Linked DNA regions of Homo sapiens: regions 2 and 3 are each linked to region 1. The links are chromatin loops, found by intact Hi-C in ENCODE. Cell type or tissue: PC-9. All regions are shown on one strand. Links, peaks and the distances in the headings refer to the core of each region. The heading gives the core; the rest is flanking DNA.

What was found. Hi-C counts contacts between places; a loop is a spot of excess contacts. Peaks named below come from ENCODE experiments on the same cell type or tissue, not always from the same donor. Only the 100,000 strongest peaks of a DNase experiment are listed, where the experiment ranks them.
Region 2: a loop joins it to region 1, with 2.8 times the contacts of the local background. A loop is called at or near these places in 5 of 110 quality-filtered maps.
Region 3: a loop joins it to region 1, with 11 times the contacts of the local background. A loop is called at or near these places in 6 of 110 quality-filtered maps.

The regions. Positions count from the first base shown.
Region 1 is chr3:31,286,686-31,292,182 of GRCh38, reverse strand. No RefSeq gene overlaps it. Among named protein-coding and RNA genes, the nearest start is that of MIR466, 130 kb to the right of the region's middle. In PC-9, for the core only: no CTCF peak of the experiment used is centred there; DNase peaks (open chromatin) are centred at 1,892 and 3,302; H3K4me3 peaks cover 428 bases; H3K27ac peaks cover 2,743 bases.
Region 2 is chr3:31,374,359-31,379,855 of GRCh38, reverse strand. No RefSeq gene overlaps it. Among named protein-coding and RNA genes, the nearest start is that of STT3B, 160 kb to the left of the region's middle. RefSeq lists an enhancer at 1,828-3,027. In PC-9, for the core only: no CTCF peak of the experiment used is centred there; a DNase peak (open chromatin) is centred at 2,565; H3K27ac peaks cover 1,428 bases.
Region 3 is chr3:31,168,973-31,174,469 of GRCh38, reverse strand. No RefSeq gene overlaps it. Among named protein-coding and RNA genes, the nearest start is that of MIR466, 9.9 kb to the right of the region's middle. In PC-9, for the core only: no CTCF peak of the experiment used is centred there; a DNase peak (open chromatin) is centred at 2,989.

The DNA of each region.
Region 1 (5,497 bases), core at 294-5,293:
ATCAAATTAATCTAGAAAATAATAATGTAGTAATATTGACTCTGATGTATTGAGGAGATAGTATGTGTCAGGTATTATGCTTTGTATACAATGAATCCTTTCAACAATCCTATGAGGTAAGCCTAACTCATCATTCCATATTCTCAAAGTCAGAGGTGATGTGGCATACGTTTAAGAATGTGGACTCTGGAGCCAAAGTGTCTGGATTTGAACATTAGCTCTGCGGCTCTTAGCTGTGTGACCTTGGAAAACCCACTTTACCTGTTTTGTCCAGTTTCTTTACCTGTAAAAGTGATAATAATAGCACCTACCTTATACGGTTGCAGTTTTTAACTTTAAATGAGTTAATAGACATAAACATTTAGACCAGTGCCTGCTCTATCTAATCTGTGTTGGTAATTATTATGAATGAGGAAAGTGAATTTCAGAGGCTAAACGGCTTGCTCAAAGTCATACAATTGGTAGATTATAGTATTTGTATTGTTTTCATGTTTTTCCCCTGACAATTATAGAATAAAAATGCAAAGAAAAATAAGTTGCCCTGGCAAATATTGGTAGTGAACTTTTAAGCACCATCTGGAGAAGCAGGGCCTCTTGATTAGTGGACTTTGGGTATTAAGGGTCCAGGAGCAAGTCCAGTTTTAGGCAGAGAGGGAAATTGAGTTTCAGAGAGTTTGAACACTTTGCCCTAGGTCACATGGATGATTAGTGGTAGAAAAAGAAAACTTTAGTTTCTCTGACTGCAAACTTGGGGACTTTTTAGGGCATCAGATTGTTTCTTTAAAAACAGTCAGTAATTGCTTATTTAAAAATAAAGGGAGTGGTCTCTTGAAGATTAATTTTTGTTATATAGCAAGGTAACCCACTTAACATTTAGCAAGGATTTTGTTTTTTACTTCTTTAGCAAGAAACATTAAGCTATTTCCTTGCTTGTGTTTTGAGCATATAAGTTGAGGTAGAGGAATGATTTCTGCCTTATCATGAGTTAAGATCCTTTTTTTCCCCAGACTGACTCTTGGAGAGTCTGGTCTCTCCTTAGGTGTCAGCATTCTCGATTGTTTAGAAAGCAGAAAGCCAGTAACTGTTCATATTTCAGGGTCAAAGAGGCAAAGCTGCCTGTGGCATTCTTTGTTTTCAGGGTCTGAATCCTTCAATTACTCCCCAGGTGTCCTTATTGAGCAGAAAAGGAATGGAGTAAATCTTTTGTACTTCTGTGCTGAAATGGAGATGATGAATTCCAGGTGTGTGGCTACGAATGCTTGGGGGAAGAAAATGGAATAAATAATGATTCTGGTCAACAAGTGATGAGCTCCTGAACTCATTTCTGATTTGGTTCCCCTGGCTGAAGCCATGGAAGAAATGGCTTTCTATAGGAGTGGAGGGGCTGAGGACTTGGACAACAAGCCAAGGGCAGCTGGTGCTGGGGTGGCGGTGGAGAGAGTGGAGGCATCGTTCTCCACAGGATGGTGGCTGCTGTACTTGGAGCTGGACCATACCTGGGCTGGGCTTCACCACCAATAGCCAGCAGTGTCTTGTTCTGACTCAGAAAACACTACTCCAAATCATGGGCTCAGAAGCAACCTCAGAAGCAAAAGTTTTCCTCTGACTTTCTCCTGTCTCTCAGTCCCATTCTCCCCTGAGGCTGCCATAGAAACTAGAATCCCTCTTCCCCAACGTGGGTCATAGAAGCCAGAACCCCTTTACTCCAAGTCCAGCCGTAAAATCTAAAAATATCACTCTAACTTTCCCTTTGCCTTTCTGTGTAAAAACTGGCCATAAAAAAAAATGATCTGACCTGTCTTGTTTGACTGTAGGCCATAAGACCTCCATTCTAGAAGGTCCTGCCCCATACCCAGATTGGAACAAAACAAAACAAAACAAAACAAAACAAAACAAAACAAAACAAAACCCACATGCTCAGAGAGGCCAAGAAGAATCTAGACAGACAGGCCTTGCTAGGTTTCCTTCTCGGGTTCTTAGCATTAGATCACACCCTTTTTGTCCAGTCATATTTCGACACGGCTGTCCATATTTCGTTAAACCTCAGTGTAAAAATGGACCATTTCTTCTGTATCTTTGGGTCTTCATTCTGAAGGCTCCTGTGTCACGTGAAACTATCATCAAATACATTTGTATGCCTTTTCTCCTATTAATCTTCCTCTTTTCAGCAAATCTTCAAAGGGAGAAGGAGAAGTTTTCCTTTGGTCTTTACAGTCTGTTGGTCCTGAAACACCAAAAGCCCACTGTGAGAAGCAGAGACAGCAGAGGCAGGAGTTGGCAGGGAAGACTCCAGTGCTCTCGGTGTCAGTGGGGGAGGTGGGCTGACCCTTTTCTTCTAAGGTTTGTGACCTCAAGGCTCATGTTTTGTAGAGTTCACAGAGAGGCAGTTTCCCAAGAGGGATGATAACATGCTTCATTTCCTGTATGGTAGTAGGGGTAGGCAGGGGGCCTGGCGACGAGGGCTTGGGCCTCTTCTAATTTGACGTGAAGACATTAAAGAGATGGGAACATATTTGTGTTGGAGTGTTAAGAAGCTCTCCAAACCAGTTACAGTCATAACTCTTAGGAAGGAGCTGTTTAGAGAAAATGTTAGCCATGTCCCTGGTTTTCAAATGGAAAGAATCAAGTGTGCACTCTTCTGATTGACCCATGGGATTCCTGCAAGGCCTCCAGAAGAACAATGGCTGGAGCAAAGGGTATAATATTTTAAGGGAAAATTGCTTTTATTCAGGCAAAACTACCAAATTTTGTTCATATTACAAAATAGAAAAAAAAAATCTTGCAGATATTTAATGACATGGAAAATCGTTCTCAACGTAGTGGCAAATGAAAAAAGCAAGTTTATTACTAGGATGTTCAGTGTGATCTCCTTTTGCAACCCTAAACAGATAGATCTCTGCAGAGAAAAAAGTCTAGAAAGATGTATTCCAACATGCTGGCACGTGCTTACTCTTTGTTTGTTGTAATAAAGGGCACTTTTTATTTTTCCATTCTGCCTCTCTGTGCTGTTTGAATATTTTTATGACAAACATGTATTGCTTTTATAGTAAGAAAAATGTGCAACATAGGTTTTTATTTTTAAAAACGGGAAGCAAATCTAAACAACAACAAAAAGCCCTGCTGCCTTTGTGTTCAGGATGGTAGAAGATAGTAAGGCCCTTTCATCTAATGGGAGTGTAGATGTCAGGGCTGGAGGATAATGACTCAGAGCCGGTGGAAATGCGGCCGGTGGAACAAGTTTCAAACAGGAAAGTGCTTGTGGGGTGACCTCTGGGGTCAGCCACAGAGCTTACTGCAGATTCCACCAAAAAAGTAAGAAGATCCAAAAGGGCAAGGCGTAGGGTCTGTCGGGCGGGTGTGTCCCAGTTTAAACAAAGCTGCTTTGATGTGCTTCCCAGCGGGCAGGCACAGGAATGCAAGGCCCTGCTCTGTCTTGCAGCCAAGAGGGAGTTATAAACATCCATCTGCAAGGGAAGATCCATCAGCTCCTATCAACCACACAGGAAAGATTTACAGGTAATGTTTTCCTCCCATACAGAAGTGTGATTAAGCAAATTCTTGGAAGGGTTTGTTGTTGTTGTTTTTGTTCTTTCCTCTTTCCTACACTGTAAATAGAGATGCTTTTTCTCTCATGCCTCGTGATGTTTATAATGACTTTTATAGACACGTACTGATGTTCAGTGCTTACGGTGTGCTTTCCTCACATCTGTCAGGAGAACCAGGCGTGTAGAATATGTAATCCCCCATTCTGAGATAAGCAGGGACAGTTTAGGCCTTAGGGGTCTGGTCTGTGCTGGAGATCGGCTGGCCCAGGGCTCCACCTAGCCCGTCCCCAAGTCGGGGTTGACTATGTGGTGAGGAAGAGAACACACCATGACCGCCATACTTTGGAGCAATGAACTAAGGGAATGCCTTGGGAGGGAATGGGGGTCTGTTTTACCGCCAATTCTCTTTAAAAGCCTTTTTTATTTAGATAGCTGTAATAGGATGCCAAGAGCTTGAGCTGGAGAGGGACAGTTCTGCCATAGACTGGTGGTGTGATCTTAAAAAATTTAGTTAATTTTTCTGAGACTTAACTTTTGACACCTGTAAAACAGATTACCTTCTTGTGTCTGGAGGCTGTACCAAAGTATGTAAAAATAAGGCAGCTAGGAGCCACCTACTCTGGCATTCCAGAGTGGAGGGCTAGCCATGCTACCTAAGCAGGACCTGCAAAGGAGGTGCAAACCCTGTCTGAGAACCACCCAAGAGACAGTGCCTAGAAATATGTGTCCTTCCTTCAGAACCTCAACTGCAGAAACCCAAAGGGGAGAGACTAACACTGGTTCACTCTCTAAGGGAATGAATCAGCTCTGTCTTCTGCTTATTCAGGACACATGGGAGAGGGAACCAAATTAAAGGTTACCTGGGAAGAGGGCTGGTGGGAAGAGAGAGTCTGCGTGGAGTGGCCTGCTGGAAGCCAGGGGAACCGTAGGAGGCTGGGAGGAGGTGACACTGTCCTTATTAAGGAAAAAAACAGGTAAAAAAATCCCAGTGATGGTCTGGGGTAGGGGTAGTGGTGTCTCTGAAGAATCCATGAACTTACCTACGAGAAAAATCATCTTAAATAGCTGCCATGGAGTAGAAACTGAGGCCCCTATAATGTCAGGGCCTCTCAGGTAACATTTTTCCTGCACCTGACCTCTCCTTGCTCTCCCTGCCATACCACACCTGGAGGAGCAGGGGGTCCCCCCCGGGAGTGGGGGAGGAGGTTAGAAGAGCTAGACCAGGAAGACAGAGACAAAGCCACCCACAGCCCCCACACACTGCAGCAGGCCTGGAAGGAGGAGAGGAACTGGAGTTTTAGGTGACATTTGGAGTTTTTTTTATTATAGGGGAGTCAACACAAAATGGAAGTTAGCCTGTTTTGTGATTGTAATCAGAGAATTTTTTATTATGTGAAAATAAAGAGGAAGTAATCAGATAATTTTTTATTATGTGAAAATAAATATTTGCACAAATATCCAGGGGTTCACCCAAGTTTACCCCAAGGTACAGGATGAATCAGACCCTTGGAGTAGTTTGAATGTGCAGGGTTGAGGAAAAGAATACAGCTATTTTCTAATTGCCCATTTTATTAGTCAGGGTTCTCCAGAGAAACAGAACCAATAGGATGTATGTGTGTGTGTGTGTGTGTATTTATGTGTCTGTCTGTCTGTCTGTCTGTCTATCTATCTCTCTCTCTCTCTCTCTCTCTCTCTCTCTCTCTCTCTATGAATGACGGAGTGTAAGGAATTGGCTCACCTGATTATAGACTGGCAACTCCAAAAGATCCAGGGTAGACTAGCAGGCTGGAGACTCAGAAAAGAGCTGAAGTTGCCATTCAAGTCCAAAGGCAATCTACTGGCAGAATTTCTTCCTGCCCTGGGAATGTCGTTTTCTTGTTCTGTTCAAGCCTTCAGCTGATTTGATGAGACCCACCCACATTATGGAGGGCAGTCTGCTTTACTCAAAGTCC
Region 2 (5,497 bases), core at 115-5,114, 88 kb before region 1:
GTAGAGCAGTATGTTCTCAACATTATCTCAACAGTCAGCACAAACTGAATTTCACAACACTGTTTTCTGGGATGTGCTTCAATACAGCCCAGTGACGTAATGCCAAATATAATTCAGAAAAATGAATTCTCCCAGGATTACAAAGCTTAATGACTAGGTATACAACTTTCTGACTTAACCCAATGATATAATTTAGAGGGTCTGGAGTCCAGACCCCAGACACTAGAGAATATGTGGAATACATATGTTTTATGAAATAATTCATCGATAATACCTCATGCAACGTAAGTTTCTATGAATATAAGTTAGCAAGGAGTTTGAGAATATACTTCACCAGTCCAGATATTTCATGCCACTAGTTATAGCATATTTGGACGCTTTAATGGGTTCTATAACATATCAAACCTGATGCTAGAAACTTGATGTAGACAGCTGACTCCAAAATATCCCTACCCTACAATGCTCACCATCTCAAAAGAAACCAAGACTTGTACACAAATAGCTGTAAGAAAAAGTATTAAATGTCAAAGTTCATAAAAGGAGTTTAGATAAAGTGCAATTCATTCATTCAACAAACATTTGTTGAGTACCTAGGATTTGCCAAGTACTGTGCTAAATTTTGATGATACATCATGCCTAATAAAAAGTGTGTTACCAACAAAATTTTAAAAAAATAAAAAGGCGCCATTTCACATGCCTGTAATCCCAGCTAACTGGGAGGCTGAGGCAGGAGAATCGCTTGAACCTGGGAGGCAGAGGTTGCCATAAGCCGAGATGGAGCCATTGCACTCCAGCCTGGGAAACAAGAGTGAGACTCTGTCAAAAAAAAAAAAAAAAAAAAAAAAAAAAAAAAAAAAAGAAAGAAATGAAAAAGATTACATTTATAAGGGCAACAAAAAGTATTAAATATCTTTACAAGCATTTCAGAGATAAATTTAAAAAGACCTAAATAAGTGGAAGGATATACTACATTCATGGATTGGAAGACTCAATATTGTTAAGGTGTCAATTCTTACCAAATTAATCTGTAGGTTTAATGCAATTACAATCAAAATTACCTTAGAAATGTTTTTGTGGCAATTGATAAGCTGATTATAAAATGTGTATGGAAATGCAAGAGACCTAGAAGAGCTGCAGTAGGGAGAAATGATCCCTCCAAAATGGTCACATCTTAATTTATGGAACCTGTGAATAGTTATGATCCATAGCAAAAGGACTTTGCAGGTGTAATTAAGGTTATGGAGTTTAAAATATGAAGATTATCCTGAATTACCTGAATAGTCCCAATCTAATCATGTGAGCCCTAAAAAGCAGAGCACTTTCTTAGACTGAATACAGAAGAGATGCAGCAAGGAAGCCAGAGAAGTTTGAAGTATGTGAAGGACTCATCTTCAAACCATTGCTGGTGGTTTGAAGATAGAGAGGGCAGCATGACAAGGACTGCAGGTGGGCTTATAGCTGTTAGAGGCTCCCAGATAACAGCCAGTAAGTAAGTGGAGAACTCAGTCTTACAGCTGCAAAGAACTGAATTCATTCAAAAACCTGAATGAACTTGAAAGGAGATTATCCCTAAGGGACTACAAATAAATACCCAGACTGTCTGATATTATAGTTTTGGCCTCGTGAGACCCAAAGCAGAGGAACTAGTTGAGCCCATCTAGACCTCTGATTAACAGAACTGTGAGACAATAAATTTGTGTTGTTTTAAGCTGTTAAGTTTGTGGTACATGGTTACAGGATCAGTAGAAAACTAATACCATATCGAAGGCAATCTTAAGAACAAAACTGCAGGACTTAACGTTCTTTGTTTCTAAGAATTGTTCTCTCCACCACATAGCTCTAAATGAAAGAATGGCTTTTGAGGCCATGTTCGTCTTATATGACTCTTCCTCTCTGGCTACAACTGGTTGGATGGACTGGGATGAACTTGATTGTCTGGGGAATTTGAACTAAGCCCCGCAGAGACAGGGTCTGTTACTCCAATGTATCTCACCCCCTAAATAAGTGGAGTAAGTATTCATGTGCTTGTGTAGTCTTCTTCCTTTGAATCTGGGTTTTAACTAAAAGAATGAAGCAGAAGTGTCACTGTGTCAGTTTTACTAATGTGACCATGTGTTTATGTTTACAGTTAGGAAGGACATTAAAATGTAAAATGGGGCTCATGGCATGATAGGGTTGATATGATGATTAAATATGCTTGTATTCATGAAATGCCATGTCTGATTCTTGCTATGTGCCTGTTACTTAACAGGGGCCTAAGTAAATGTGAGTTTCATTTGCCGGGTAAATAACTGGAGACTGATGGCTTTCTGAATTTTTCTTCAAGTAGTGATGGTTATTGACTCAATTTCCTTAGACTAAGTATAGCTATGTGCACAGTAGCTTATCAGGAATTGGATACAGTCTGTGACCCCAGAGAAGTGGTGGGGGAGAAAACTCATAAGAAGATCAGACCAGAGCCCAGGCTATATAAGTACAGTGAACCAACTGAGCTAACCATGAGTCACGGCTCAAAAAAATTAATACCTCATGAGTCAATCCATGGCAAACTTCAAAGGCTGCTCACAGAAACCTGTTTACCTTCCCTGCCACCACTTGAGAGAACAAGGTCTTGCGTTTCTTAACTGCCAGCCCTAGAACCAAAGCTTAGTTCTTTGATCCTGTTGTGTACTCTACTACCTGGTGGAGTTATGTCACATGTGATACTAATGCCTAATATGTAACTGAGCACTTCCCATGAGGCAGATACCGTTCTAAATACTTGATGTGTATTAATTCATTTCAACCTGCCAATATGCCTCATGAGACGGGTATTAATAATATTCTCATTTATAGATGATGAAACTGAATTAGAAGAGTTTAAATGACTTTACTTCAAACAACAAATTAGTAGCAGAACTTGAATTTGTCTCAGGCAGTCTAATCCAGGATTTGTGTTTTTAACCACAATATTATACTGATTAGCTACAGGATGAGAAATGTCAGAGTTAAAATTATTTTGAAAATATAATTATTTTGGTTTCACAAATTGCAGGTACACAGAAAAATTGCAGTACACAGAGTTCAGCTTTGTTGACTTCAAAGACGAGGTGTATTTCTCTTCTTACTACTTTCAGGACACTGAAAAGAATCATGTCTACGAGCTTCTCCCCTGCTTCACTTTGTGATGAGTCTCTGCTTTCTAGGACAGGAACATTTCCTTTCAGGTTCCTGCACTTGAATATCTCCTTCCCCTAATTTATCGTCCTGAATGGATGGTCATGGTGACATCTACAACCTGCTTTCTGTAATTCCTATTCTGATTAGCTAAAATATAGGTATTGTTTTCTATCTTGTTTATTTTTACACAAGTTTACCTATATAACAAACCTGCACATGTACCCCTGAACTTAAAATAAAAGTTAAAAAAATTTCCTTCATTCACATTCTTTCCTCTACAACCTTACTTCCCTATTTTTCTGTTTTCTGTTAGTCATTTTCTGACATTTTGAAAATTAATATTTATACTACCCACATCTATGTTTGATTTTTATAAAATGGCCCTTGTCATGTGCAATTGAAGAAGTGGACTATTTGTTACACACCATTTACCAAGGCTTTATTTTTCTTACAATTGCTTGCTCTTGATGGGCCATTTATTCATAATAGAATGTGGACCTCTTTTAATACTTTAATATCTAAAGACTTACACTGAATTTTCTCCACATTTACACTTCCTGGAGTCCTCTGAAATTTTCCATATCTTTTGGTACTTCACACAGGTGAAATCTGGGGACCAAAAGAGATACCTTTTCCCATACATCAGGCAAATATCTCTTTTCCTATCATGTTTGCTCACAGAATGAAACCTACTCTCAAAATCCCTTAGCTCTGTTCTGAGATCCCTGATAAACTTCGATGGTGTTGGAAATCCATCAATGTCAGCCTCCAAGTTTTCTACTAATGCTTCTAGACCATGTGGCCTCTTAGAAACATCCAACTGATATACAGCAACAACATGCAGGAAGACAAAGGCATCTCCAGTGGGACTGAGAGCAATCTTAACGCAGTGAACAGCTTGAGATTCCAGATTGCGGTGTTGGCATTGGTATCCCTATTCTTCCCTTCAGAAGAAAATATTCTTAAAATGGGCAATTTGTAGGTAAGTATCTTGTTTGGGGTCTCTAGAAGCAGAACCTGAGGCAGAGATTTGGGTACATGTGATTTTCTACAGCATGGATATTTCCTTTCAGGTTCCTGCATTTGAATATCTCCTTCCCCTAATTTATCTTCCTGAGTGAACAGCCATGGTGATGTCTATAAACTGCTTTCTCAAATTTCTCTTCTTTTCTCCTTCCCTCTTTGAGGGAATACTCTTCAGGAACTACCTGTTTGGGAGTGAGGAAAGCAGGACTGGAAGGCAAAGAATCAAGCAAGGCTACAGTAGTCCAGGTTGGCTTTTATCCATGCGGGCTCTGGAGCATGCATGGTGCCATGGAGAAGCGGTTGGACTCTTAATTTTTTTTTTTTGAGACAGTCTTGCTTGTTGCCCAGGTTGGAGTGCAGTGGTGTAATCATAGCTCACTGCAGCCTTGATCTGCTCACCTCAAGCTAGCCTCCCAGCTTAGCCTCTTGAGTAGTTGGTACTACAGATGCCTACCACCATGCCTGGCTAATTTTTTTTTGATTTTTAGTAGAAACAAGATCTTGCTATGTTGCTTAAGCTGGTCTTGAACTTCTAAACTCAAATAATCCTCCCACCTCAGCCTCCCAAAGTGCTAGGATTCCAAGCATGAGCCATTGTGCCCTGCTGGGCTTTTTAATTTATTTATTCTTATATCACTTATTAGTTATTTGCCACTATCTGCCTCCTCCCTTGGTCACGTAAACTTCTAGGCATCTCATGGCCAGCTATTCTCTTTAGTCAAGTACAATTCTCTGGCAAAGTTTACTCAGGTAAGCCGCTAATGGCACCATTTGCAGCACCTGGGAGAGGGGCACACCAGCTGTTAAAGAGTGTCCAGTGGATCTCATACAGGGTCTATCGCAATAGGTAAGAGTACAATGATTATTTATAGCTCAAACAAGACTCATTTTTTTTTTTCCAGTATGCAGGAAATTTTCTGTGCCATGTTGTTGATTGGAGCTTCATTCTACAAGTGTTCCTGTTGGAGTTAGGAATGTGTTTGGCTGCAATAATAGGCAACCTAATTAATACTGGCTTAAACAAATAATGATTTATTTTCCCCATGCAGTTCCAGATTGAACAAATGCTATGAGGGACACAGGCTCCTCGAGATTTCTCTGGCATCCTTAGAATGTTGGTGTCATCCCATTCATGCTCACCTAATGCTGCATTACCCCAGGCCTCCTCCATGTTGCAGGCAGAAAGAAGTAAGAAAGGGAAGTGTTGGCACCAACAGGCTTCCACTTCTGCTTCATGCAACATAACTATGGTATATGGCTACTCCTGGCTGCAGGAGAGGCTGAGAAAACCAGCTTTTGGTTTTTATAGCTT
Region 3 (5,497 bases), core at 378-5,377, 120 kb after region 1:
TAACTAGATGAATGGGTTTTCTCAAAAAAGAAAAATACAGAACTTAAAAATAAATAAAAATAAACAGGCTTTTAAAAACCGAAACCTACTATTCAACTAGAATTCACAAAATGTTCTGCAAATTCCAGTAATAAGTCAATAAGACAAGGGAAAGCTTCAGTACTTGAGCAAATAGAACAAAGTTTGTTTCCAGAACGTCTAAATTGCCTCCTGACAGTGAGTAATAAAATGGTTCTGTGCTTGGTGCCTCGAAGCAGAAGGGAGGATACTGGGTACCATCCTGTGGCATGATTATTTAAATAGGCTGCTGGTCTGTGTCAGGGTCAGCAGGCAGAAGATGCAAATTTTCATGACAAAGTGGAGCTAAAACAGAGCAAAACTACTTGGGGCAGAGGAGGGAACTGACGCCTCTTTCCAGCTTCCTATTTCCTGTGCCTCAGCATCTCCCAAAGTTGGCTCTTTTTGAAAGCAAGAGGAAGAGTTAACACATTAATTGAAAGCCATGTTTGTTTTCTAGGCTTATTGTCACAAAATTCTCCTACCTCACTGCTCTGCTGAGGCCCATTTCAGTGCTTCTTAAGGAAGCATGAAGCTCAGGGGTCCGGAGGAGGACACAATTTCAGTACGGCAAACCTATCAAAACCCAGAGTTTTGAAATTCTGCATCTCTTTGTCTGGACCCATGGTGTCCATAGATAGGTAATGTGAGCCACCTTAAAAATTGGTAGAAAGAAACAGGTGAGATTAATTTTAATAACATATTTTATTTAACCCAATATATTGAAATTATTATTTCAACATGTAATATAAAAATAACTCATGAGCATCTAATATCCTTTTTTTGGTATGAAGTCTTTAAAATGTGGTATGTATTACAGTTCTAATAAGCCACATTACAAGTGCTCAACAGCCACATGTGGTGAATGGGTACCATATTAGACTGCTCAGGTCTGGAGTTAAAAACTAATGCAGCTCCTTGGCACACAATGCTTCCTAGAGTTACAGCTTTGGTCTTACTTCCATAGACCTACCGAGTCCAAGAACATCTTCCTGCATTTGAATTTTCTTCCCACAAACACCCCCAGAGTTTCAGTTTAACTTGCTCTCTCCTTATAGCTGCCACCACTCACATGATTCCTTGGTTTCTGTTGCTTCTGAAACTGGTAGTGGACAAGACTCAGCCCTTCTGCTCTGCCTTCCTCCATTTCCTTCATTCAGGGCCACAGACACCTGCTATATTGAGCTTTCCTATTAATATCATGAGAAAATGTGGGGAAAATACAACACTGAGAGAAAGCTTCCAGGTCCTTCAAGTCTTTTCTTATATAATGCCTGACCCTTGAGTGAGATGAAGCTGAAAGCTTCAGCTGTTTGTTTGTTTTTCTCTGTGGAGGAGCTTCAGCATTTGTTTGTAAGGATGGGGTTTACCAGTTCTCCTGCCACTCCCACCACTTCTGCAGCTCCCACTAGTAGTGATGGCCAAAGGAGGCTTTCTACTGAAGGCCTGTCTTCCTGGTTTTCGGCCCAGAGAGCAGCAAGGCCGAGAATAACAAGCGGACCAACTCCGGAGGGCTCTGAACTCCCTGACATCACTCACTGAATCTTTCTCTCCACTGGGAATTACCAGACAACTTTGGGTATGTTCTCCTATAGAACAAACTAAACCTAGACGATTGCATAGCTTAAAAAGGGGCATGAGGTTATGAGAAAATGTAGAGTGGGTGTTAATGAACTTGGATTGGGGTGGCAAAAGAGATTGACTCCATTAGCTTGTTAGAATTTAAAGAACTTTCAAAGAAGGAAATAAAAAAGTGAAACCAATTTATTTCCATGCCAACAAAGATAAAAGAGCACCGGCTAAAGGCAAATTCCATCACCTCGTGCCTCTCACATGCCACTGGCAGCATTAGCAGCTGGGCTCAAGTACATGCTGACATGACTGTGGTGACAGTTCTGTGTCCCAAACACTCGCTCTTCTTCCTTCCCCCATCTGCAGTGAAATAGTGAAATGTTTGACAGGCCCGGCCCAGGGAGAATTCTTTCTTCATGACCTCCTCAGAGGGGTCTCACTTATGGGAAACAATCTTGGTGAACTGTGCAGTTGCCTGGGATTTAGGAAAAGTTAAGCAAGCAAAATGGCAGCTAAGGTCCCAGGCTGAGTCAGAAGGCCTGCCTGAAGTAGCTCCTGGCTGTCATGAGAGGGTTGACAAGGCAACTTTGGTCTTTTCGTTAGACATTCAAACAAAATGAGAATATACTCTAAATTCTGTCTCTGAAGACCCTTTGTGGCCTAAGTTATCAATCATCACCTGTCTTAGCCATTCAGACTGTCTGGATATTAATAAATGACTTTTAGGCAGCCGTCCTATGCCTGTGTTATATGTCTTAATGTGGATGTGTAGAGGGCTGATTTGATAGTGTAGTCACGAGCTGCTGTGTGGCAAATCTACTCCTGGCTTTTCCTGACATATGTCTGATCACTCAGATAAATGAAGAGAAAGGGCAATGTGAATACCCAATCATTATGAAAAATGTTATTCCTATTGTGGGCAATTAAGATGTATTAAGCCCATTTTATGTGAGAAATATGCAGATCAGATTCATGGTAGGTTAATCACAAGTTGAATGCTAAAACTTTTTCATTTTTCTTGAGCGAAGATGAAAGTTTCCAAATTCAGTGAATGATGAATCTCGTCGAGGATTTACATGAAGATTTTCACTGCCAACCCCATGGCAGATGTTCTCATTGCCTCACGCCCAAATTATTAGAGAAGGCTTTTCTATTCAAGACTGTTGAATCCTACCCAGCAGCCATTCTTTTTTCTTCCTCTGTAACAAAACTCCAATTTTGTTTAAGTACTTACTGTTAATGTGTCAAGTCCAAGTGCATTGTGGTGAACCCATTTCTCTTTGTGATTAGTTTGTGGTTAGGCATGGACATGTGACCCTCTTGTCACCAATAATACAAAGGGAGAGGACGTCATGGACCTTCTGGGAAATATTTTCTTCTCTGATGGAATGAGAAGAATGTCTGGAACCTCTGTCTTGTTGGATAGACTTCAAGCTGCAAATCTACATACTTTGTCTTAGGTTGGCCTTTCCGAGAAGCCAACCCTGAGAAAAATATTTAAGTTCAAGAAGTTTATTTGGGGAGTGATCTTAGGAAACAGAAATTGGGACATGGGGAAGTGATGGGAAAAGACAAGGGGGGTCAATAGAATGTGTTTAATGATAGGTTTCTGTGGGCAACTGAGCCCCAGTCTTGTTGAGAACAGAGTTGTCCCACCCAAGGGGTGAGGAAACCTGAGTGTTTATCTACCAGTTCTCATGAGGAGTTGTTTGAGCACTGCTCCCAGGGTGTGTTCTCCCTTAGCACTTCCTGCCTGCCCTACACATGGGATGAGAACATGCCTGTGGCTAGAGAGATCCTGCAGACAGAGAGTCACCAGTGCTGGCCATCAGAATCCTTTGGGACAGGGTACATCAGAAGGGTGAGTTCTGAGAGATATGAGTGGGCCCTGACAGTTCCTGTTAAGTTGCACAATTAACCACCTCTAGAACCATCTTCCTCCAGATTTACTTTTGTGTGCAGAAACAAATCCCTATTATTTAAGCTATTTTCAGGAAGGTGCTCTCTCACTTAGAAGCAGGAGGGCTATTTGGCTTATATGTGCTAGGCTAGCAATGTGTTGTTTACAGCCAGCAACCACTTTGAAGACTCAGTCACGTGTTTTAATTGCCCAGTGCCAGTGCTGTGCCATTTAAAAAATATTTCAAATATCACCCCATTTCTAGAAGTATCTAACTGATAAACCTCCTATCCAGTCTTTTTGCGGCTAGCCCCTTCTATTCCCTAATTTATCTACTGAGTAATGACTGACCCAGGAATCTTCCTAGAACATCTTTTTCATCATATCACTCTATTTTGGAGAGCCCATAGTTTAAAGATGAAATTTCTCAACCTGACCTTCAAGGTCTTCCCCATTCTGGCCCCAACCTACCTGTCTACTCTTCTTACACTCATACATAAACTTTTACTGCTACTACTAATAATACCACCTACTATTTATTGAATGCATGCTCTATCCCATATACTGTGATAAGTGGTTTACATGCATCTCCCCATATAATTTGCAGAATAATCCCAAAGTATAGATAGGAACATCAAAACCATTTTATAGAAGAGGAATCTGAGGTTTCCGAAAGTCATATGTGAACAGGAAGCAGATTCCAGGCCTTCCTAAATAGAACAAGCACATTATAATTTATTATATAATGTATTCCCATGTGGACTCTATACTTCTAAAGGGCATATGCATGTATTTTAAAATTTGGCCAGTGCATTGTACAGTTCTTGCATGCATGGTAAATGTCTGAAAAAGTATTTGCTGAATAAATGTTCCCCAAGCTCCATATGGGAGACTGTCTGACACCATGACTTTTCCTTTTGAATCTCTCTCTGCCCATGTCTTCTTCCATGACACCACTTTGTGGTAAAGGAGAAAATTATCCCAAGACTGATAAGAAAAATAATATAAATCAAAATTAACTGATTTAAATATTCATTGAGGGCATGTGGAGAAAAGGGGAGTTTCATGCATTGCTCGTAAAAATATGAGGTGTTTCTGCCTTTTCAAAAAGCAATATGGTAGTTTCCATTAAGACTACAAAATATATATTTCCTTGGACCCAACAATTACCAATTGTAGAAATCTATCCTGCAGAAACACAAACACTGATACATAAAACATATGCAAAAATGTGTTTTTGCTACATTGTGGCAAAAAATGGAAGATATATGGATGTTCATCAATAGTGAGATAGCGGAATAAATTATGGTATATACTTATACCATGAAATCTTATGTAGACATTAAAAAAGACAAATTAGAGCTATTCAAGATGATTTTGAAGAATTAGCACAAGGTACTGTTTTCAATAAATGCTAGAGGCAAAAAAGAATGTGTAATATAATCTTTTTTATAAAGTAAATAATGACAAAGAAGTGGTGTGCATCTGTGTGTATGTACATGCATGTGTGCGTAAATTATATAAATAAGGAGGAAAGCATGAAAGACAAAAAAAAAAGTTGTTAGCATAAGTTACTTGGGAAAGAGGGTAGGGCCAGCTAGAGTGCCACTTTGGAGATAGGGTGAAGCAAACTATTGAGATAAAGGAGAAAATGACACTGCAGTTAAAAAAAAAAAAATCAAAGTTATGCATGTAGGCAAAATCAGGTATATGTGTGAGTATATGTGTAAATATACTAAATTAGAAGTAATAAAATAGGTGACAACAAACACTTATTTTAACCCCAATATATTCTGCAAACACATTCCGACATTGTACCTATGAATAGAGAGATCACATCCTACTCTTAAGATTTTATTTACCCCCATAGAAAGGTCCTGTTTTCCCCAGTCTTGGTCTTGTGATCGCACCCATCCTCCAGTCTTTCTTTGAAGAACTTGAACAGGTTTGGTAAGGATCATTTTGCTC